Linked DNA regions of Mus musculus: all the other regions are linked to region 1. Evidence: chromatin loops called from intact Hi-C (ENCODE). Cell type or tissue: left cerebral cortex. All regions are shown on one strand.

Region 1 (8,000 bases):
ATTTGGCCAACATGTCAAAAGCAGAAAAAAGACAGAAGAAAGGGAGGAATGCTGTTTTGCCACTTCTGGCACTTTCTTTTGTGTGCAGGGAGATTAGTTTGCACACCTGGTCCTCTCTGCTCTCACGGACTAATTTGATTTACTACGGGGTTGAATTGCTTGGATGGAATATGCATATCCTTTTTGTTTTGTGGCTATCTGCTTCTACACAAGAATCTGAAGTTGGGTAAACCTCAGAAATTCTAAACTTCATACAAAGAAGTTAAACATAGTTCACCGATTGAAGCTACCAAGTCTATGCGTTCCTGTAAGCCTCCAGTAGCCCTCATCTCTGCCGCACTGGTACGACAGCCTTCTCTGACTCCCGGCTGTCCCCTTACCTTATCATATATGTCTCTCACAGCCCCCAGCCACAGGGATGATTGCTCTCACATGGCTATAAATCCCTCAGGAACCCACCATCTAGAAATGAGCCCAAGCTTTCTAACAGGATTCTAGGACCTATTTACCCACTAACAGAAGTTCCTGGCTCTTGCTCCCTGGTTTAGTTAAGCCTCTGGGGGAATGATTGTAGTATTCTATCCTCTAGGAAATCCTTCAAGGCCTCTTACCATCACCACTCACAGCTTACATGGATGCATCATAGCAACTTTAAAGGCTTTCCCAATCTTGTACAGCTATTCACTTCTGGGAAAATAGCATCTGGTATGGATGCCATGCAAAGTCCTGGTTTCAAGGAAAATGAATCTTATTCCCTGTTTAGGTTAGAATTCAGAATTTAAGCTGTTTTTAACAGCACCAGCACTTGCATAGTTTGCTGGCATGGTTGATAGACCATCAGTGCAGGGAGGCACAATTATCAAGATTGTGCTACTGGGGTTTACTAAGGACCAGGAAATCAGTTCTTGTGCTCTGCGGACCACACTTTAGAAAGACACTGTCTGACGTCTCCAAGTAGTGATCTCAGGGTAGTTTGATGCCAGTGCATGCCCTGTAGACCCAGTCCCCTGGGCTGTGAGGTCAGGGTACATTTACTGGAAAAGATGGATGGAAAGCAGATTAAATCTACTTATCCAAGGGTGACAGTGACAGAATCTGGTTATCAAGGTTTCATTTTCAGCTTTAAGAAAAATTCATGTAGCCAAGCACAGTGATGGTGGTTCCTGCCCCTAATTCCAGCACTCAGGAGGTTGAGACAAAACGGGATTTTACATAGTGAGTTCCAGGCTAGCCTGGGGTGAGCTCCTATCTCAAAAAACAATACAAAACAAAAGCATTCTTGATTCCAACTGACCACCAGAGGGCACTGTGGGACCAGCCTGTTAGGTGCGGAGCCTGTGACTTTTCACTCCCTGTAGCTCCTGGAGAACTTGGTTTCTGGTTACCTACTCTGCAGTACTTACTGCTGGATCACAAGATAAGGCCAGGGAGAGTTTAACTCATGTTATTGTTTTATCCCCCAACCCCCACTTTTTTTTTTTTTTTTTCTGTTCAGGGTCTCACTATGTAGACCAGACTGGCCTTAAACTCAGAGTTCTATCTCCCGAGTTCTGGTATTAAAGGCACTCACAAACCATGCCCTGTATATACTTTTATAAAAAGGAAATCAATTTTAGGAACTAGAGCTCAGAGGTTACACACACTGGGTGTTCTTCCAGAGGACCTGGATTCAATTCCCAGCACCCACATGGCAGCTTACAATGGTCTATAACTCTTGTTCCAGGGGATCTGACACCCTCATACAAACACATGTAGTCAAAAACATCAATGTAAATAAATTATTTTAAGCAGGAAACGAATTTTCATTTGTGAAGAATAATGTGCTTTCCCTGGACTCTGCCTCATGCCTGCTAGGGAAATGCTCTACCCACTGAGCTACATTCCATAGTTTGAAATTAAGGACAGGAGATCCCTACATTAGTCAGGCTAGTCTTGAGTTCACATTTTATCTCAAGCCAGTTCTGAGCTTTGAATCGCCCTGCTTCAGCTTGAATGCGGAGTTGTGAATACAAACATGAGCTGTAGGCTTAGACTCACCCAGGACTGTAATCTTAACCTTGGCCAGCTGTTTGACTTTGGACAGACTACACACTTAACTTTGTTGGCTTTGATTTCCTAACTTGTTAACTTGGGGGGTGGGGGAGAAATAGCTACCATTCAAGCTTGTGAAGATTAATAGAGACCATATATATAAAACATCTGCAATAGCTTAGATATATAGCAAACTCAGGGAATGGAGGCCTTTTACTGCTGAAGAGCCTCTTTTTTATTAAAACGTAGCTTTATGCTTTAGTTAGAGTAACATATACAATAGAGTAACAGCTCTCCTTATGGCGTTTTCAAACACACTTAGTTTTGGTTGATCTCCCCCACACCTGCCTCTCTTGCTTTCCCCACCCTATCCACTCTCACACAACACTGATACGATTTAGGAGGTCAGGTTACTGACCTGATTCCACACCTCCCATCCTGCACGTAAACGTAAACGTAAACGAATGATTTCTCACTTCTGAAAAATGAGACGTTTTTAAGGATCAAAGGTTCCTCCTTCTCTGTCCTAAAAGACTCACCACCTCCTTACCTGGCTGAGTTCTGGCAGTCGCTGTGAGGTCTGTGAGCAGGCACTTTTCACACAAGGTGTCTCACTCCCACCGCCCAGCTTCTGTTGGTCCCCTGCTGGCCTGGGTGGTTCACTTACTGGATGCTGCTCCTGTTTAGCAGCAGAAGCTGGCTTCTCTGTGTCCTGGGGGCAGGGGGGGGGGGTGGCTGCTGTTCTTCTATAGCAGCCAAGTACACGTGGCTTTGGTTGAGCTCCAAGCACTGGGGCAATTTTCTCAGCCCATTTTCTTAACAAATAGTGGACAATCTTCCAGCTGATGTGTCCACTGGCATTTATTATGGCAGCCCACTGTTGGGAGTAGAGATGTCCATAATATGGTAAAGAGCAATAGACCTATGCTACATAAATGTGAAAAAGTCCATGGGAATCCAGATCATATATCCTTGAAAGGGGACTTCTATGGAGAAATTTGCAATGTGGCAGAAAGAACCTTAAGTCTTTCATTTATTTATTTATTTATTCATTCATTTACTTTACATCTCAATCCCAGCTTCCCCACCTTCCGTTTCTCCTCCCCTCCCCCTATGCCTGCCTCTCCTTCTCCTCAGAGAAGAGGAGACCTCCCATGGATATCAACCCACCCTGACATATCAAGTTGTAGTAGGACAGTGTGCATCTTCTGCTACTGAGGTTAGACAAGGCCATCCAGTTAGGGGAGAGGGATCCAAAGTCAGGCAACAGAGTCTGAGACAGCCCTTGCTCCAGATGTTAGAGGTACCACATGAGGACCAAGGCATATGTCTGTTACATATGTGTAACGGACTAGATCTGCCTCATGCATGCTCTCTGGTTGGTGATTCAGTCTCTGTGAGCCACTATGTGACCTGGTTAGTTGATTCTGTGTTTTCTTGTGGTGTCTTTGACCTCTCTGGCTCTTTCAATCCTTGTTCCCTCTCTTCCTCAAGATTCCCTGACCTCCACCGACTCAGCAACAAAACCTTCGCCCCTCGATTTCCCCTGCCTATAAGAGGTGGTGGGATAAAGAGGGAGCAGAAAGCGAGGGAGTGGCCAAACAATGACTGGTATAACTTGAGTCCCATGCCATGACAGAGAGCCCACCCCAGACACTATTAATATTAATAATATTCTGCTATCCTTTCAGTCAGGAGGCTAGCACAACAGTCATGTGAGTGGCTTCACCCAGCAGCTGAAAGCAAGGGCCTTGATTCTTTAGAGTCACTTATTACAGTGTTTCAAGGTGATGTGTAGAAAGGGAAAACAAACAAACAAATCAAAAGAACAAGTACTGAATTTGAAGCCAATTTCTTCCACGTTTTGTCTTTTTTTCCCCAGAGCTGAGGACCAAACCCAGGGCCTTGCACTTGCTAGGCAAGCGCTCTACCATTGAGCTAAATCCCCAACCCGCTTCTTCCACATTTGTAAAGGCAAATTTGTGAATGGCCACTGATGAAAGGTACCTTATTTATCCATCCAATGCAGTGTTCCACTGCTCACGATACAGTCTCCTCTCAGTTGTATTTTAGGTCGAACACTTTCCAGTAGCTGTGAATTAGTTTGACAATACAATGCAACAATCCTATTAAGATTCAGCTACTAAATCCATCATTTACAGTACTAAAAATATTCAGAAATCAAGATTCTTTTACGTAATGTTAATTAGCGTGAACCACTAGAAAGACAGTGTCTTAAAATGGAAATGAAATCTGTGAGTGTGGGCAGAAGAGGAAGCCACTGGAGCAAAATAAGGATTTCAGTTCTGTTGTTAGAACCTTGCGTGCTGGTGAGTGTTCTCTGCCAAACAGAGAGGGCTTTCACAGGAAACCATCACACATCCAAGGAGGAAAATCCATACCACAGTTGTATTGTTTTGTGTATCAATATATTTTATAGATATAAAAATATATAAGTTTTTGTGAGCTTTGCCATCCTACTCATCGTTGTGTGAACGGAGGTCATGTGTAGATCTGTATTGCATTTTTAGAAAAAAACAAAACAAGAAACTCGTATCAGTAGGCTTCTATGGGACTGAAGGAGGAACACAGTTATTCATTTGTACACATTTCTTCCTCCCCTCCCCTCCCCTCCCCTCCCCTCCCCTCCCCTCCCCTCCCCTCCCCTCCCCTCCCCTCCCCTCCCCTCCCCTCCCCTCCCCTCCCCCTCCCCCTCCCCTTCCCCTTCCCCTCCCCCTCCCCCTCCCTCTTCCCCTTCCCCTTCCCCTTCCCTTCCCTTCCTTCCTTCTTTTTTAGACAGAGTTTCATTATGTAGCCCTAGATTTCCTCAAATTCATAGAGATCCACTTATCTTGGCTACTGCTATGCCTGGCTATACAAGTTTATTTGTTTGTTTGTTTATTTGTTTGTTTGTTTTTTGTTTTTGTTTTTTTGATCTTTTAAAGAAAACCAACAAAATACTTGTTTTCCCATTAGGAAAATTATTTAATAACTAAATGTTGAAGTAGAAGTATTTGTTTTTTTGATGTGGTCCTTTGTTCTGAAAACAAATGACGCCTGTTTAGCCCTGTATATACAGGTACTTAAATATAATTTAATGCCCTTCTAAAGGGTCCTTGTAACTTCATAAACATTTTCCTGTCTAGAGGAAAATGCAGGGAGAAAAAAATGGAGCAGAGACTGAAGGAAAGGCCATCCTGGGACTGCCCCGCCTTGGGGTTTACCTCATGCGCAGACATATAACTCTGACACTATTGCTGATGTCATGAAGTGCTTGCAGACAGGTGCCTGGTATGACTGTCCTTTGAGAGACTCTGCCAGCACCTGACAAAGACAGACGCAGATACTCACAGCCAACTATTAGTCTGAGCCTGCGGACCCCAATGGAAGAGTTAGGGGAAGGACTGAAGGAGCTGAACCCCATAGGAAGAACAATAATGTCAACTAACCAGAACCCATAGAGCTCCCAGGGAGTAAACCACCAGCCAGAGTATACATGAGAGGTCCATGGCCCGATACTTATGTAGCAGAGGATTGCCTTATCTGGCATCAATGGGAAGAGAGGCACTTGGTCCTTTGGAAGCTTAATGCCCCAGTGAAGGAGGATGCTAGAAGGGTGAGGCAGGAGTGGGTGGGTGGGTGGGGGCACACCCTCTTACAGGCAAAGGGGAGAGGGGATGGGATAGGAGATTTTTGGAGGGAAGGCTGGGAAATGGGACATTTGAAACGCAAATAAAATAATTTAAAAAATAGTACTGTTTTGATTAGATTGAATGTTTTCACGGGCCTTGAAATAAATTTTGACTACGTGATTAAAAAAACAAAACATAAAAAGACAAAACAAGAACAACAACAACAAACCACCAACAACAAAATCCCAGAGCCACTAGATCCTGCTCCTGGTGTGATGTGATTACAGCCTTTTTGACTTTTGACTTTAAAGTCCCTCCCCTGCCTGGAAGGGGAGTTTTGTGACAAGAGTTCTTTGTGTCAGGAGCCTGCTTGCTAAGTCACTGGTTTTCTTGATAAAGGATTCTTTATATTCCTAATTGTCTTAATTAGCATGGTGGTCTCAAACTTTCTCCAGTGTTCTAAAACAACACACACTCTATTGCCCTTCCCACTGGCTCCTTTAAGCCTCTTTGTTCCCCTGGTTCATGGGCCCCTTTCTAGTTTCCTGACCTCTACCTACACTCATTCTCACACAAAAACACGTATTCCATGATTTATTTGTGTGTGGGAGTATGTAGGAGTCAGTTCTCTCCATTCTGTCCAGCCCTGGGACAGAGCCCACGAGCTCAGGCTTAGTGGCACTCACTGTTGTCACCTGCTGAGCCATCACGTGTGTACAATTAGAAACCCAGGCCTGCATCTGAGAGAACATGCAATCCTTGTTTTCCTGTATCTGTCTTAACTATACATTTCCAAGTGCATTAATTTTCCTGCAAATTTCACTTTTCCTTATCAGTGAAAAGAATTCTGTTGTGTATACAGGTCTCATTTTCATTCCATTACTCTACTGAGGCTATGTAGACTGACCCCCTCCTCTTGTTACTGTGTAAGGCAGCAATGAACCTGGTCAGGCACCTATCTCTGGGAGAACACAGAGTCCAGTGAGGGTGGGGCCAGCTTTGCACAGCCCTGTAATGGCAGTATGGTTCCAGGCAGCAGACCAGAGACATCCGCATGACTTTTGGTGGTAACATGGGCCACAGACTTTGTCACAGAACCTGGCTGCTGAGTGGCCACACGGCTGAGACTTCACTATGACCTCAGGTGTCAGGGCTCTTTGGTCTCCAGCTCTAACTCTTCATAGTGCTCAAACCGTTCTGTTTCCCTCCACCACACATTTCACACTGTAGTGGCACCCGTGGAGGGCAGGTCATGCAGTGGTGGGAGGGCCTCTGGGTGTCTTCTGCCTGCCGGTACCTTGTGGTGGTGGGCAGGCCTCTGGGTCCTCAGAGTAGTTTTAATTTATAGTTATAGAGATTAAACATGTAAAAAAATATGTATTGGTCATATGACTTTCTTTCTTTTCTTTTCTTTTTTTTAAGACTGACTGCTCAGTTCACTGCCCCACTTATTAACTGGCAGTTTTATACATTTGATATACAATTTTTGCAGTTCTTCATATTTTCAAAATATAAACTCTTTATCTGAGATATAGCTGGTGAAGATTTTCTGCAAATATAGGTTGTCTGTTTACTCTCATGACAGTTTATCTTGCCGCGAAGAGGCATTTTTAAAAGATTTATTTATTCATTTATTATCTATTTTATTTATTTATTTATTTATTTATTTATTTTCTGTATTGTTTGTCTCCTTCTGCATATCAGAAGAGGGCATCAGATCCTATTCTACATCAGATGGTTGTGAGCAGCCATGTGAGTGCTGGGAATTGAACTTGGAACCTCTAAAAGAACAATATTACCCAACCTCTGAGTCATCTCTCCAGCCCCATAAAGAAGCATTTTGATTTCATGTACCTTTATTTATTCTTGAAGCATGATCTTGTGTTGCTGGGCTTCTATCTAGAAAGTTCTTGACTATAGTTTGAAACTGCTAGAGGAAACACTTTGTGATATAAATATAGGTCTTATAGGTGATTCATGTCTGAAGTTGTCTGATCCATTTTCAGTTGACTTTTATGTGAAATCAAAGAGATTTTTCTGTGGGTGGATATATGATTTTGCTGGCATCAGTTATTTGAATAGGCTTTTCCCAGTGTATATATTTGAAACATTTGTCAAATATTAGGTGTCCATACTGTATTGGTTGATTTTTTTTTTTTTTTTGGTGACTTCTATTATCTTACATTGGTCTGGGTGTGTTTCTATATTACTGACTTTGTCACTATGGCTCTGTGGTAGTTTGAGGATAGGTAATGTGATCCAGCTACAGTGTTTTGTTTTTGTTTTTGTTTTTTGCTTTTTGTTTTTTGTTTTTTTTTCTTTTCTGCTTAGCACTGC
Region 2 (8,000 bases), 620 kb after region 1:
CTTAGTTCCCTACCCAGTATTTGAGCAAGAAAAGCTGTCCGCAGCTTGGAAGTGTACCTCCATCTGGATTAGTTTAACTCACAGGTACTGTCTACTTGGTACCATGCAGAAACTTTCATGCAGAATGCAAAGAGCCACTTTGACTACACACTGACAAGGTTTGGGGGACCTTCCTGTCTCTTAAAACTTCCTGACTTAGTTTACAGGCCTCAGTGGTTCTTCTCTTTCATGGCTGATTGAGGGTAGGGTGTTGAGGATGTTTGTTCTTTCTGTGGTTTTTTTTTTCTCTTAAGATGTGATTTTTTTTTTCAATCTTTGCTAAAATTTTAGTTCAATAAACATTCACATGTGGAGAGTCTACATTGCTTATAAATGCCTACTATGTTTTACAAGCAGAAAATGAAAGATTATATTCTTATAGCAAATAAAAAATGCTTTGAATGGACTTCCTTGGCTATGTGTCAACTTTTTTTCTTAGAATTTTGCAGTTTACTTGAAAAGTAGGCCCCCCTCCCTGTCCCCAGGTTGGCAGTATTCAGAATTGTTTGTCTTGTTAAGGTGACTAGTGTGACTCATCTCTTTCAGTTTATGAATTTGTGTAGCAGATTATTGTAATTATATAATCTTTTCGTCCATTCAGACTCAATAAGTTAATTTGCTAATGGCAGAAACTTACAATGGGGTTACTCAGTAGAAGAACACCCGTGTTACCAGCATACTTGTCATTTCAGGGCAAGCTGCCTAGCTAAAGATTGGGAACTGGGCTTTGGAGTTAGGAAAACTCATTAGTAAACCCTGGATCTGCCTTTAGTTTCCTCTGTAACTGAGTTACATAATCATTGTCAACTTCTGTTTCATTTACAAGAAAGTGAAGTAATAATAAAGCCTCGCCCAGCATAGTGTGGGGTTGACTAGAGCGAACATACTGCAATTATTAGCTTTTATTCCTTATGGAGAGAGGAGCGCCAGCCCGAGAAAGAAATAAGACCGCTAGTGAGAGAACGATGTCCCTCACAGGTTCTCTGACATGACATGGGCGTTCATCCTCACCTGCCGTTACATGGAGTTGATGCTCATGTGGCTATTTGCACATCATCCTGTATTAAAGACTTTCATGTATTCCTCCATATGGTAGAAACACAAAATCTGCACCCCAACACCCCCTTGCTTTGTATCTCCCACACTTTAGAGTTCTTGAGTCTCCCTCCAACTGTTACAGTTGTGTGCTACTATTACTTCCTACTTCCTATGAAATCCCCGACCACCCACTACATCATGTCTTTTATAGGATCTACCCCTCTGTCCATCACTCCACTGAATCCCAGCCCAGTTGCTTTGCTTCTCTAATGTACCCTATAGCTCAACTGTACAGAACTTTCCTGAAGGCTCAACATGATTCAGATAACAGTCCCTTGGTGCAGGGTGTCTTGCTGACTGTGGGTCCTTTAGGGACATATTTGCCTCTACATTCTTGGGCTTGTACTGTCACCTGTTTGCTCTGGCACTGAGCCTAAATTTCTCATGAATGTGTAGAGCAACCCATTTTTCATCCATTACATGACACACATTCTGGGTATTTTTAAAGCATACTCTAGAAAACAATTGACATCATTTTATGTCTCATTTCTGAAACAACAAAGAATTCACAGAATCTTCACAATGGCAATTTTCTTTTACTATGGGTCAAGTCTTAGGTAGGAAAAAATCAGAATAACTATCCAGTCTCTTTTATTCTCAGCCTCTGACCATAATCAACTTCAGGAGTTCTAGTTCTTTCTTTTCCATATAGTTACTAAACTTATGTACACAAGGTCAAGTCATTGACCATCACTAAGAGAGCATTAAACTCTACTGCTTCCTCCCATAGCTGTCATGTATGTGCACACCCACTGATCGTGCCAGCAGTTGAGAGTCCAGCTCTCATTGCTGAGGTTTTGGGTTCCCCATGGGATAAGATATGTCTGTGTGGCTGATGACTCTTAATTTTGAGTCTATGATTTCTATCTACAGTCCCATCCCTAGGACAAATGGCAGGTTATTTGTTTTTCTGCAAAGCAACAGCTTTGCAATGTCTTCTGTTTTCTGCATGTTGAAACCTGAGCTGTTCTCTAAAGTGCAACAGCAAATTCACTTTCTTTTGGCTGAGGGACTCTTACTTCCTCGGGTAAAAATGATGCTTTGTTTTGACTTGTGTTTAACTCTCCATGAGCCTGTTCCTTCTCTACAAGTGACAGCTTTGTAGTTCAGTTATAGTAGCTTTATGTATCCCAGGTTGGCCTCAGTCCCCTGAGTACTGGGAGTACACTGTGGTTCTCAACTTTCCTAATGCTGTGATGATCCCCAAACATAAAAGGATGTCATTGCTCTTTCACTTTGCTACTGTTATCAATAATCTAAGTATCTGATATGCAGGATATTTGATGTGTGATTCCCCAAAGGGGTGGTGACCTACAGGTTAAGAACCACTAAATTACAGTGCAAAGCATGGTATCAGTGGATTACACAGATCTTAGCTTTTCCCTGTTGTATAATTTCTTGGCTCATGGTGGGAAAGTGTGGCCATGAGCAGGAGACATAATGGCTGTAGTAGAAGCTGAGGAATCACATCTTAAACTGCAAGCCCCAACCAGAGAAAGCAGACTGGGAATATCACAGGGTTATGAGATCTTAAAGCCCCCACTGTGTGACATACTCCCTCCAGCAAGCCCATATCCCTGAACCTACTAAAACAGTGTTACCAACTGGTATTCAAACACCTGAGCCTCTGGGGGCCATTCTCACCCAGACCACCACAGCAGTTTCCCAGTGCAGAGCTCCAGGCTACTTATTTCAGTGAGCCAGACTTTTCACTGTGCTAAAGCCAGTCAGCACCCACATCCAGGAAAGGACTCGATACTTCCTTTATTTTAATGATCTGCTCTGCTGGCCAGGTTTCTTATTATGTCAAAAATGTTTTTAGAATGCCATTTTGTTCCATATTCCTCTGCTTTGTTTTTTAAAATTCAAAATTCCCCGAGAAGACAGGATATCCTAGTCCTTAGAGGGGAAGGTCTGTCGAGGTGTCTACCTCAGGAATGTCCATGTGTGTAGGCTTTGCAGTAATCCAGAGTGTCAGAGTGTGGTCTGGTAGCAGAGTGTGGACCAGGTGATGGTACGGTATGGCAATTCTTTAAATTCAGTAGGGTCTGGGCTGTCCATAAGCCAAAAAAAATGGTGCTACTAGTGGATGTTACTCAGGCTGTTCTCATTTCTGGAAGTGAGGCTGAAGCCATAATGATTAGTGGCTCAAGGACTTGGCAAAGACAGCCACTTCTCCAACTTACCTGATTTATTTAAATGGATTCAATTACATGGGGCTAACCGGACTATGTCAGCCACTTCTTAGGCATTGCTGCCACCTGGTGTCTTTCAGAAGAATGACTTCTGGGCAATCGAGAGAGAGAGAGAGAGAGAGAGAGAGAGAGAGAGAGAGAGAGAGAGAGAGAGAGAGAGAGAGAGCACACATGTGCATGTGTGTGTGTATATATGAATAACTCCACACTCACAAAGAAAATTGAATTTAGGAAATACTAGAAGATGAGCTATAGACACTAAAGGAAATAGAAGAGATAAAGTTCTAAGTAGACAAACTAGTCACACATTTGAATGTGAAAACAAATAGCAACAGGCAGACACACTGGCATTAATTCCTTCTTATTATCCCTAGTACACTGACGTGTCAACTCAACATCTATTTCTCTGGGGATGGGAGTTGTTTTGTTTTGTCTGTGGACTTGAGACAGGCTCTTACTGTGTAGCCCAAGTTGCTGCTCAAACTCTTGGTCCTTCTGGCTAGGCCTCCCAGTTTGTGAGATTCCAGGAACTGTACCAGCACACCCTCACAGCCATCATAAGGCCCTTGCCAGTGCTTTCCTTTTCTGGAAGAGCTGTAAGACACTCTACTTTCTCCATGTTCATCCAATTGAAGTGGGCTTGACTTAGTGAGAATTGAAGCTGCCCCTCACCAAAGTCTGGAGGGCCACACAGAATCACATACCTGGAATTGGGAGTTCAGCTCCTTGCATGACACTAAACACCAAGATAGAAAAGGCCTGGATCCCTGATTACATTACTGAATCTGATACATAGGTCTTACTGTTGACCTCTTGGATTGATGAAGGCCATGCAGAAGGAATGACAGATGACTTTAGAACTCGTGGAATGTGGCCCACTGGTAGCAAAGACATGATGGGTGCACCTGGATTGAGGCATGACCCTGACATGCCTGTCCAGAGGACTTCATGCTGTTATGGAGTTCTGCTCTGCCTGCTGCCCTCACATCCCTCTTAATCTCGGAATTCTATGAAAACTTTAAGGGGGCTTCCAGATCCTCTCTGGGCAGTAGTTCTGCCACTCACAATAATAGTGCTTGATCTCTTTTTTCAGGCATTGTGCTGGAGCAGATTAGTGATTTAATCACCATCCTAGGAAAGAACTTAGAAGTGTGGACTGTCAGCAATGACCACCACCCTTAGAAAACAATTGGAAAAATGAAGTTGCTAGAAAAGCTAGGTTAAGATAACCTAGCTTTTCTAGCAACTTCATAGGTTGAAGGGGAACCTTTTTTGAGGGGGAGGGGAGGTTCGAGACAGGGTTTCTTTGTATAACCCTGGCTGTCCTGGAACAAACTTTGTAGACCAGGATGGCCTCAAACTCCGAAATCTGCCTGTCTCTACCTCTGGAGTGCTGGGATTAAAGGTGTGTGGCACCACGCCGACGGCAGTTAGGATGTTTTTGATACTGGCTCTGATGTAGAAAATCTTAGGAAACAATTTGACATTTAGAAAGACACACTCTGATATAGCTGGGATTAAAGGTGTGTGGCACCACGCCGACGGCAGTTAGGATGTTTTTGATACTGGCTTTTTTTTTTTTTTTTTTTTTTTTTTGTCAGAGTATGCCTGGGCCTAGCAAACATAGAAGTGGATGCTCACAGTCGGCTATTGGATGGATCACATGGCCCCCAATGAAGGAGCTAGAGAAAGTACCAAAGAAGCTAAAGGGATCTGCAACCCTATAGGTGGAACAACATTATGAACTAACCAGTACCCCGGAGCTCTTGACTCTAGCTGCATATGCATCAAAAGATGGCCTAGTCGGCCATCACTGGAAAGAGAGGCCCATTGGACACGCAAACTTTATATGCCCCAGTACAGGGGAACGCCAGGGCCATAAAAGGGGAGTGGGTGGGTAGGGGAGAAGGGGTGGGTGGCTATGGGGGACTTTTGGTATAGCATTGCAAATGTAAATGAGCGAAATACCTAATAAAAAATGGAAAAAAAAAAAAAAAAAAAAAAAAAAAAAAAAAAAAAAAAAAAAAAAAGAAAGACACACTCTTATTAGTTAAGCCATGGACCTTTTAAGGTCAGAGAACAAGAACAATGACAGCACTAGCTGGCATGACTCTCACTGAGACTGGACTGGTGATAATTGATTTCTTCTACCTATTTTTTGCTCTCAGCTTTCTGATCTGATTTATGAATAATTGCTGATCAGTAGATATGCATTCTGAGGATTTAAAATAGACATGACTGACTTTTATATAAAAGTTTAGATTTGTGATTCTTCTAAGATTCTTATAAGATCAATTTTAAGAATAAATTAAAGTAACTGCAAATTGCTGCCTTCCAGTAAGAGAAACTGGCTGAAAAACCTACCTTGCTTGTTTACACTGTTTTAATCTATAACAAGTTGCTTAGTTACAAATATACATTGGTTCTTGGGAATAATTTGTTTTCTTTATCGATACTATGTTATGTTATTTCTCAAAAGGTATTGGGGAACATACTGTTTTTTCATAGGCATTCACTAGAAAAGAACAAAAACATATTCACATTGCAATTTTATACTGCTCAAATGATTTTGCTGGAATATATATCAAATATGGGAGAAAAATAAACTCATTGGAATATTGTTCTCTTTACCCTCCAAGTATTATGTATACATGTATGTGTATGAATGTATCTTGTAAAGTTTGTAGTATGAGAGTGTGTGTTGGAACTTTGTCCCATCCATCAAATCTGTATGTATGTGTATATGTTAATTTTGTTTGGCTGTGTGTTGGAGCTACTTTATCACCAATTATGTGTATGAATTTGTATGTATGGTGTTATTGGAGTTTCTCTTTTGCCTCATTTACTCAGTGTGTGTATATATGTGCATGTGTATGTGTATGTATGATTTTTCTCTCTTTCCTTTTCTTTCTCACTGGCCCCAGGGAGTTAAAAGAGTTGACTGTTCCCTGGCTGCAGGGAGTGCCAAGCCCCAGTGAATCAAGCTTTGTTCTCTCAGAGAAAAGTCTGCTGAGTAATTTCTCTAATCACTGGCTGTCTGCCATAGGCAGAAGCCCCAGTAGGTATCTGGGTATCAACCTCTATCATCTGCTCTCAGCACTGACCCTCACTGGCTGCCTGCCTCAGTTTACCCTGAGATGACAAACCTGTGCATTGCCATTGGTTCTTACTGTTGTGTGACAGAAAAATAAACCCTTGTTTATTAAGTTGCTGTCAGTCAACTATTAGTATCATGACCCTGGAAGACAGCTCCCAAGTAAGTACTCAAGGAGATATTCCACATCAGGTTTGTACTTTTGATGAAGTGTGTGTGTGTGTGTGTGTGTGTGTGTGTGTGTGTGTATGTGTGTGTGTGCTTATGTGTGTGTGTATGATTTTCCAGTTAGCTCTTTGACACTGATGTCATTTAATACAACCAACTTCAGTTGTTGACACAATGGGTCTACTGTCATGAAAAGGAGAGGTACTATTTCTTCTTACATCCCAATGACCCTTCTCATCTTAGTGGAGACCTGCAGGCTCAGGCATCTGGAGAAGAGAGAGGCACTTTCTAAGGAGGAGAAAGAGCACAAACAAAGAGAATATGTTTAATAAATAGGAAAAGACTGACACTGTGCTAGGGTGGTAAGTACTTGAGAGGTTAGTATGAGGTAAGCTCCTTAGGATAGGCAAAGGCAAAAGTAGATATGCTTTATAATGCTGTAATAGAGAGTGAAGACTTGATATTAAAAGTAATTAAAAGATTATTTTTCTTTCTTTTTCTTTTTCTTTTTCTTTCTTTCTCACTTTTTTTTCTTCAAAATATTAACAGGGTCCTAGTGGGATAAAATTTAAAGCTACAAAGATCATGTGGCTGTCAAATAGAAAATTTTCTAGAATCTGAGAAGAGACAAAACTGATAATTCAGCAAGGAGATCTCAGAGTCGGGGAGGAATTGAGGGCAGAAGTGGATGTGAATGTGGAGATCTAAAATTGGAAAGTGGAATCAACAGAACATGAACAGGGAGTTTGAGAAAGATCCTGATGATGTTGCTAATGATGAGGGTGAAGATGGCATTGATTACATGGGAACGTGTGGTGTAGCCGGGCAAAGAGAGGGTGGTCTTTAGAACAGAACAGAAATTACTTAATCTATTTAGCAATTGTAGAATTCATATGACAATAATTACTTGATTAAGATGCTGGTTTGGGGCTCTAAGGAAAGCTCAAATGGAAGTTTAATTTTGTTTGTTTGTTTTTGTTTTTGTTTTTCAAGACCGGGTTTCTCTGTATAGCCCTGGCTGTCCTGGAACTCACTCTGTAGACCAGGCTGGCCTCGAACTCAGAAATCCGCCTGCTTCTGCCTCTGGAGTGCTGGGATTAAAGGCGTGTGCCACCACGCCCGGCAGAAGTCTAATTTTGAAGAGTACAATACCCCACAAATTTTACACATGTGTGGGGTTGCTTAGCCTTTCGCTAATTGCACTTACCATTATTTTTGTTGTTTGCGTTAGTGCTTTAGTTATGGTTACCATTTCTCGGATGAAACATCATGAACAAAAGCAGAATGAGGGTGAAAGTGCTCATTAACTTACATATCCTGAATCATTGATGGAAGTCAAGGCAGGAACTCAAACAGCTTGGGAACCTGGAAACAAGAACTGATGCAGAACCATGGAGGGATGCTGC
Region 3 (8,000 bases), 79 kb after region 1:
ATTGTAAGTGGCTCAGTAAGCCCCACTTATATCATTCAACTGCTTTTCTGATCCAAAGCACTAAACTTTTTCACATTCCTCCAAAAAAAAAAATCAGTAAGGTCAGGTCTGTCATAGCAAAAACTTACTTCATAATTAATGTCAACTCTGCATTAATTATTTTTCTATTGATGTAATAAAACACATAACCAAGCAACTTATAAAAGAAAGTGTTTCTTTGAAATTAAGATTTCAGATAGTTGGTCCATGATGGCAGTATAAAGGCATGGCAGCAGGAACAGATGAGAGATCACATTTTGATCTAAGAGCAAGAGGCAGAGAGAGAGAGAGAACACTGGGAATAGTGGAAGTCATTTGAAGCCTCAGAATCCACCCACAATGACACAGCTCCTCCAATAAGGCCACACCTTCTCAACCTCCACAAATAGTTCCATCAACTGTGGGTGTATTATTCAAGCATCTGAGTCTATGCAAGCCGTTTTCAGGCAGGCAGCCCACCACACTGAGTAAGACTTTACAGTGTGTTTGTACCGAGCTTCTTTTATCCTGCATCTTCTGATAGATGCCCAGGATTGTTTCATAACAGTGCAGCATTTCATGTTCTCATACCAACCAGGATATAGAATAGAAAAGTAGTAACATTTATCCTTCCAAATACAGGGAAGAGTTTTTTAAAAGATTGGCAATTGCTATTGGAACTATAAACAGGCACAGCCACTTTACAAATTAGTCTGAAGTGTCTTAAGTATTAAACAGAGTTACCAGAGACTCAGCAGCCCCAATCCTACATGTTCTTTGGTGGCATGGAGATTGAAATCCTTATCCATATTTAATTCCATTGTCTTTTTGCCAATGATTTTAAAGGTTCTAATATTCTAGTAGTCCATTATTAATATTTGATTTGTAAATACTTTCTTTAAAAAATTTATTATTTTGGTATTGTGTGTTTTGACTGCATGGATGTGTCTGCACTACATCCACACAGTGCCAAAGGAGATCAGTAGAGTGCATCTGATCCCTCAAGCTGAAGTTACAGATGGTTGTGAGCTACCCTGAAGATGGTGGTAATCAAACTTGGGTTTTCTGGAAGAGCAGCTAGTGATTTTTACCACTGAGCAATCCTTCTAGCTCCTCATTAATTGTGTGTGTGTGTGTTTAACTTTTCATTGTTCTTTGTGAACTTCACATCATATATCCCAATTTCACTTATCCCCCTCTTCCTTCACACCCGCCTTCTAACCTTGCAACTCTGCCCCCCCTCAACAGAGAAAAAAATCTCATTGTGGAATCTGTTGTGTATCCTATTGTATCCCACAGTATACCCCAAATTTCATTGTGGAAGCTGTAATGTGTCACAGTGTATCCCACAGTATACCCTTTGTCCACGTTTCTTTGCTTGCAAATGTTCATTCCAATGACTTCTTGGTCAGGTTCGAGGATTTTGCCTTCTGTTACTCTATCTATACTGGAACCTCACTGGGACTCCTCTCAGATATCCTGTTGTTGCCCCGTGTCATGGAGATCCTGTTTTGGAAATGTAGGACGGGCCACTTCATGTACTACAGCAGTTTGCTGATGAAGCTGATGTTGGAGTGGGCCACTTCAAAGCCCTAGGCCTAAAATGTATCAGAGTTGGTCAGCACCTAGCTCTCCCACTCTCGTGCCTTTGGGGTTGGGTTACCAGGAACCGCCGAAACCAAGGCCAGCTCTACCCTACTGCACAGGCGAGGTGCAGGCCCAGTCCTAAGAGTATTGCAGTTGCTAAGAGACATGGCCAGTTCTCCCACTTTCATGACTTCACGGGCAGCTCACCTACCTGCCCTAAATGACAAGGGACAAGGGAGAGGTGGATGACATATTTTCCTCATCCACACCACTGTCCGGAAGACAAGAGGCAGAGACAGATCTTTTGCACTTATCCCTTTGGGGCTGGCTTACCCACAACCACCATAACCAGCATAAGCTCTACCCTGCTGCCCAGGTGAGGTACAGGGCCTGCACCCTTGAGTGATGTAACAGGTGAGGGGCAGGGATAGCTGTCCTGCTCTGATGACCTTGAGGACAGCTCTGCTTTGTAGGTGGCAAGGGGTGGTGTGGAAGAACGTCTCTTTCTTGCCCATGTTACCAAAAGACAATTGTGTGTGTGTGTGTGTGTGTGTGTGTGTTTGTGTGTGTGTGTGTGTGTTTGTGTGTGTGTGTGTGTGTGTGTGTGTGTATGTGTGTGGCTCTACCATGCTCATGCACTTGGGGCTAGCTCCCCTACTCCTCTGTTACTGGGGTCAGCTCTACTGTGCTGCCTAGGTGAGGTGCCTGCTCTCCCAAGTGCTGCAGCTCGTGAGGTGCAGGACTAGTTCTTCTGTTTTCTTGACCCCAGGGCCAGGTCTCCCACCTGCTGCAGGTGGTGATGGGTAAGGAGGATAGCTCTTTCTCATCCACGCCATCACATGGGAGGATAAGTGGTAGGGCTAGCTCTTCCACAATCATATCCTCAGGGCAGGGTCATCCACAACTCTGGCAATGGCTGCTCACCGAAGTACTGAAGCTGCCTAGGGGAGGGGTCAGAGTTCACTTGCTTTCATGCCTCCAGGGCCAGCCCTCCCATGATGCCCAGGTAAGGGGTGAGGACAGTTCTGCACAGTCTTCAGGCACCAACACTCCCTAGGTGGCAGCCCAGACCAGGGATGCCGTCTGGCCTTTGGTGGTAACAGACCCCTGCTGCTATAGTCATGACTACTCATATCAAGCCATTCCTCACTATGTTTGAGTCTCCAGTTCTGCCCCTCTTTACTGTGCCCACACCCTTCTGCTTCTCTTTCTCTTCCATTTCTCCACCATTTACTTGCTCCTCTTAGAGGTGATCAGGGTCTCTAAGTATCTAGTATCATCTCAGGAGTGGTCTCAGGAGTGCTATGCCTCACCCGTGCATTACACAACTGTGTAGTGGTCATCTTAGGCAGGGTCTGCATCCCAAGGCCTGTATGGTGCTTGGCTAGTGGCCATCTCAGGCTAGTCCCCTGTCTGGGCCTCATGTCACCAGTCTGGTGGTTGTCTCAGGCTTGCTCCTTATTTGGCTTGCTGGAATGGCCCCTTGCGAGGATCAGACTCACTCTCACCTGAGACCATAGTCCCAGGTGCAGTTCAGTTCCTGAACAGAAAGAAGGGTCCAACTCAAGGGCCACAATGCCTGTGGCAGCCCCTTTCCTGAAGGAAACGTGCAGCCACTTCTCAGCCTCAGTTGCATTCAGACATCTCTGGCCTCTAACAGTTAGCATGCTTGTTCAAAGGCCCTGTGGGCTGTGTGGAGATGGATGTTATGCACCTAAACATCCAATCCTTGTCAGATTTGGGAAAGGGCCAAAGAAGAGGTACAGGTTGGGGCTTAGATTGGGTATTTTTACTCATGCAATGACCTGCAGTGGAATCTGTAAGTGTGTATCCCCTTTCCAGGCTGAACAAAACATGTTAACTGTGTGGCCTAGAATACCAGATGAAAGTGGATGTAAAAGTAAAAAAGGCTTGGGAGAAAATAGTTATGGCTTCTTTTTCGTTGACTGAAATTGTCAAGTATGTGACCAGAGCCATTGAGAAATTCAGGGCTAACATACAAAGGAGGGTACAGGGTCCAGTGGACATTTCTAACAGGGCAGATGCAATACAAAGGAGGGTACAGGGTCCAGTGGACATTTCTAACAGGGCAGATGCAATGCAAAGGAGGGTGCAGGGTTCAGTGGACATTTCTAGCAGGGCAGATGCAATACAAAGGAGGGTACAGGGTCCAGTGGACATTTCTAACAGGGCAGATGCAATACAAAGGAGGGTGCAGGGTTCAGTGGACATTTCTAACAGGGCAGATGCAGAATCATCATCCTTTGTAGTCTGTGCTCCTTACTGACCTCAGCATTTCCCAACTTGATACTCAATGCCATCCAGTTTGGGCTCCTCTGGTTAATGAAGATGCTGCCTCTTGATGGGCTATCACTTAAGTTCACCCAGGAGCAGCTACTTTCCATTCTTCCCAGCATTTGAAGGCAACATTAAGTTCCAAACCCGCTGAGACATTTCAGGATACATGTTGATATATTTGGCTAAAACCACTCTGGTGAGAGCATGATGAATCTGTTGATTCATTTTGGGGATGTGTGTTAGGGTGTGGACTTGTGTTAGACTGACATTGGACGTGGACAGACACAGTCCAAGAAGGGTAGGAGGAATAAAGCAACTGAAATAAAACAAAATGAAAGTTAAAATTAAAAGTCCTCTGTGCACTTTCTTCTGGTGAGGTAATAGCATTCGGCGTTGAGGAGCACAGTCAGAGGACTGCTAATGACGCTACTGTCCTCCTCATATGGGTATCTCGGTGCAGGTCAGAAAGCCTTAAAATTGCAAACTTTAAACATAAGACAAATTTCTGAGAGCATTAAACCATGTATGGAACTAGGTGCTTTCAACATCATGTACTTAGGGACATTTTTACCATCCATTTAATTACTAGGACCAAGTATTTGAGGCAGAGTTACTTTATAAAGAAAAAGGGTTGTTTTTGCTTATTGTTCTGGAGATGCAAGGTTGAGGGGTTAAATCTGTGATGCTCTTCTTGCTGGCAGACCTCCCAGGTAACAGAGAGTGTTATAGGCTCTTACAAAGCAAACTGCAGGGAGTGTGTGAATATTCTATTCCTTTCTCTTCCAAAGCCACTAGAATTTAATCACAAGGACACCACCCTGGTGACTTTATTTAATCCTGACCTTTCCCCACAGGTTCCAACTCTAAATACTGTCATCCAACCACATTTCCTTCCTTTTAACCCTTCGAAGGGACATAAATTTTAATGCTGGAAATGTTGGAGATACATTTGCCAGCATTTGCACTACAACAATGCACGCCTCTCCAGCCAGATAGGATACAAAATCTAGACCTCTGTCTACCTGCATCAATCCTTTACAGCACCACTGCTGGCTCCGGTGAGCTACACATTGTTGCAGAGAGAGCATATGACCACCAGATGGCGGTGTTGATACAGAAAAACCTGCATCAGATCTCAAAAGAACTAGGCACTTAGGAGTTTGAAGAAGGGCAGAAAACTGGGCACCCAAGCTAGTCCTCCAATTCTAGGTGAAAATCTCTTTTCTAAATCTTCCCTGACAATTTAACCCCATGTAGCTTCTCTGTGTTGTTTTGTGGGTTCTTCTTTTCCTACCCTTTATGTCCCTGGTTTTGCCCCCTAATACTAATTGGGAGAGAAACAAGGATAGAGAGAAGAGGAGAGGAATTGGGGGGGGGGGGGGGAAATCCCTGAATCTAATTTCTTTCCTTTTGTTTCTTCTTTGATCACAGCTACTAACAAACTGCAACCAGCCTCCCTAAACAACAAACAGCCACCCTTCACCTCTTGGGGCCCTGCCATTTATGAACCCTCTGCAAAGTTTCCAGACTTGCAAATGTCACACAATTGCAGAAACTGTTTGCAGCTGGCAAAACCATGTCAGCTGCTGTGAACAGTCTGAAGCAACCCTACATCCCCACACCTGGGATTAAAATGAAAGCACATTCTTATAATATTTCTGTGTTTAAAAAAATCTACCAAAATTCCAAAATTGTCACTATAACCTTGCCTCAGATCTAGGAGATTGACTTTTCTCTGACAATATTTCCATTTTGAAGTCAGATTCCACGACACCACAAAACATAATTTAAGAAGATGGATTTAAGTTCCACAACAATATGAACTAACCAGTACCCCCTGGAGCTCGTGTCTCTAGCTGCATATGTATCAGAAGATGGCCTAGTTGGCCATCAGTGGAAAGAGAAGCCCATTGGTCATGCAAACTTATCTGCCTCAGTACAGGGGAACACCAGGGCCAAGAAGTGGGAGTGGGTGGGTGGGGGAGCGGGTGGGGGACTTTTGGGATAGCATTGGAAATGTAAATGAAATAAATACCTAATAAAAAAAAGATTAAGTTCCAACACGTTTCATTTGGCATTTTCTCTGAATTGTTCACTGTTGAGCAACAGCAGGCCCCTAAGTTTCTTATACACAAATTATATGGTCACTGTGAACACTGACTTGCCAGATGGTGACAGATGTTCTGAGTGCAGATCTTGACAAAGGGAAGTGCCATCCCTCCAGCACATGCCTTCTTGGGCAGAACTCTAGATTCTGTGAGTGTCTGCCAAATAAACCATAGTAAAATTCATTTTAAAACAATTCTTTTGTATAATATGATGTTGCTATTTCTTCAAGATAGAATCAAAATTGCAGACTGAGATGAACATGTTTATTAATCTTCATTAAAGAATTAGCTCCTGGATGTAGGCTATGGCTGTGGAGGACAGGGAGCATCTTTAACTTTTGTCAGAACTGACGGATATTTTTGATGCTGTCGTTAGTGCAAAACCACAGCTCTCACTTCAAAGGCAATAAGAGGGAGTTTATTTCTGGAGCCAAACGAATGACCATGGCTTGAAAAATGTGAAGCCAGATTATTCCGCGTTCTATGTTCCCCCATAGAAGCAGTTTTCTGAAGTTGTATAGTAGCAGGATGAAGAAAGTCCTAAATCAAGCATTTACAAGTTACATTGATGAAAAGGAACCTCAGGGAAGTGGGCTACAGCCAGGCAGATTGGCCTCAGATGCTATCTATCTGTTGGGATTCTTAGTCCTTTGATGAGCAGATAACAGGATTTTTATTTTCATTTATTTTTAAATTTTTAAACAATTTTTATTAGATATTTTCTTCATTTACATTTCAAATGCTATCCCAAAAGTCCCCTATACCCTCCCTCATCTCTGCTCCCCAACCCACCCACTCCTGCTTCCTGGCCCTGGCAATCCCCTGTATGGCATATAATCTTTGCAAGACCAAGGGCCTCTCCTCCCAGTGATGGCCAACTAGGTCATCTGCTACATATGCAGCTAGAGACACGAGTTCAGGAGGTACTTGTTAGTTCATATTGTTGTTAACAGGATTTTTAGTAAGTCAATACATTCCCAAGATTTTAATCTATCAGAAGTTAGGTCAGTCAAAGAAGTAGGCAAGCAACTACTTTTTAGGGAGCTAAAGATAGCACAAGAGAAACTGTCATCAGACTCTAGACCTGCTACATTCTAAACTCTCCGCAGTCAGTGAAGTTTTAATTAGCCTTCTTCAACACTGCTTCTTTTTAGGAATTCTCCTTCACACGAAGCAGACCAATTGTCATAATATATTGTATAAAATCAAAAGTCTGGTTAGGATCAATTTAGAAATTGCTTGAAACTCTGTCCTAATCCCAAGTCAAAATTCATTTAATAATTGTTTTAGATTAAAACTTAAGCCAGCAACTCAAATAGAATTCTGAAAACAAGCCCACACTTTCTAATGTTATAATCCAAAGTATACTAATTAGATATACACCGAGGAATGACAGAAGGAAAAAAAATAATTAACGTCTTTGTTTTCTGCAATTAAAATATTATGTCTCTGTAAGAGCAGAAAGGTTTGTATGTCCAGTGATAACACTGTAGCTTATAACTTATAGTAAGTCTCAACTCTGAGCTGAGGTGTTTAAGATAGTATTGTTGGTGCTGTATCGCACATGGTGGGTGCAGTGCAAAGTGCATATGTCTGTGTGTTCAGAATCAAGGCTATAGTGAATGATACACCATGATACAACATGGGAAAACACTGCTAGAAATATCCAGGATTCATTATGGTTTTGATTTTGAATTAGTATTTGGTTGATGTGCAAGAGACAAAAATTTTTTTGATCCTACATTCAGTTATGCAACCCATATGAGGCCATGGATCACAGTTTAAGAATTTGCTGTCCGTCTGATTATGAACACAAACCCAAGGGAGTGCAGATGAGGGAAGCTGGTGGGGAGTAAGCACTATGAAACACAGGGAGAAGTCGATTGAAATGGTGAAGAGGGAGTGAAGAGGTTTTGGAAAGCTATGATGCTTTAAGGAGCGAGTACCAAGATCCAGATCATTTGGTCCCAGTCTATGTCCTCTCAGCTA

What was found. Peaks named below come from ENCODE experiments on the same cell type or tissue, not always from the same donor. Only the 100,000 strongest peaks of a DNase experiment are listed, where the experiment ranks them.
Region 2: a loop joins it to region 1, with 3.0 times the contacts of the local background. A loop is called at or near these places in 13 of 42 quality-filtered maps.
Region 3: a loop joins it to region 1, with 2.3 times the contacts of the local background. A loop is called at or near these places in 6 of 42 quality-filtered maps.

Annotation. Positions count from the first base shown.
Region 1 is chr6:56,684,745-56,692,744 of GRCm38, reverse strand. No RefSeq gene overlaps it. Among named protein-coding and RNA genes, the nearest start is that of Lsm5, 16 kb to the left of the region's middle. In left cerebral cortex, a CTCF peak has its summit at 1,297 (motif pointing right); DNase peaks (open chromatin) are centred at 1,303, 4,036 and 4,294.
Region 2 is chr6:56,062,243-56,070,242 of GRCm38, reverse strand. It overlaps Pde1c (phosphodiesterase 1C), which reads left to right. Exons shown (of 19, transcript NM_001159953.1): 19 at 1-439. Among named protein-coding and RNA genes, the nearest start is that of Ppp1r17, 49 kb to the right of the region's middle. In left cerebral cortex, a CTCF peak has its summit at 3,399 (motif pointing left); DNase peaks (open chromatin) are centred at 3,365 and 6,352.
Region 3 is chr6:56,605,464-56,613,463 of GRCm38, reverse strand. It overlaps a transcript of Pde1c not described here. Among named protein-coding and RNA genes, the nearest start is that of Gm22493, 8.5 kb to the right of the region's middle. In left cerebral cortex, a CTCF peak has its summit at 4,997 (motif pointing right); DNase peaks (open chromatin) are centred at 458 and 4,998.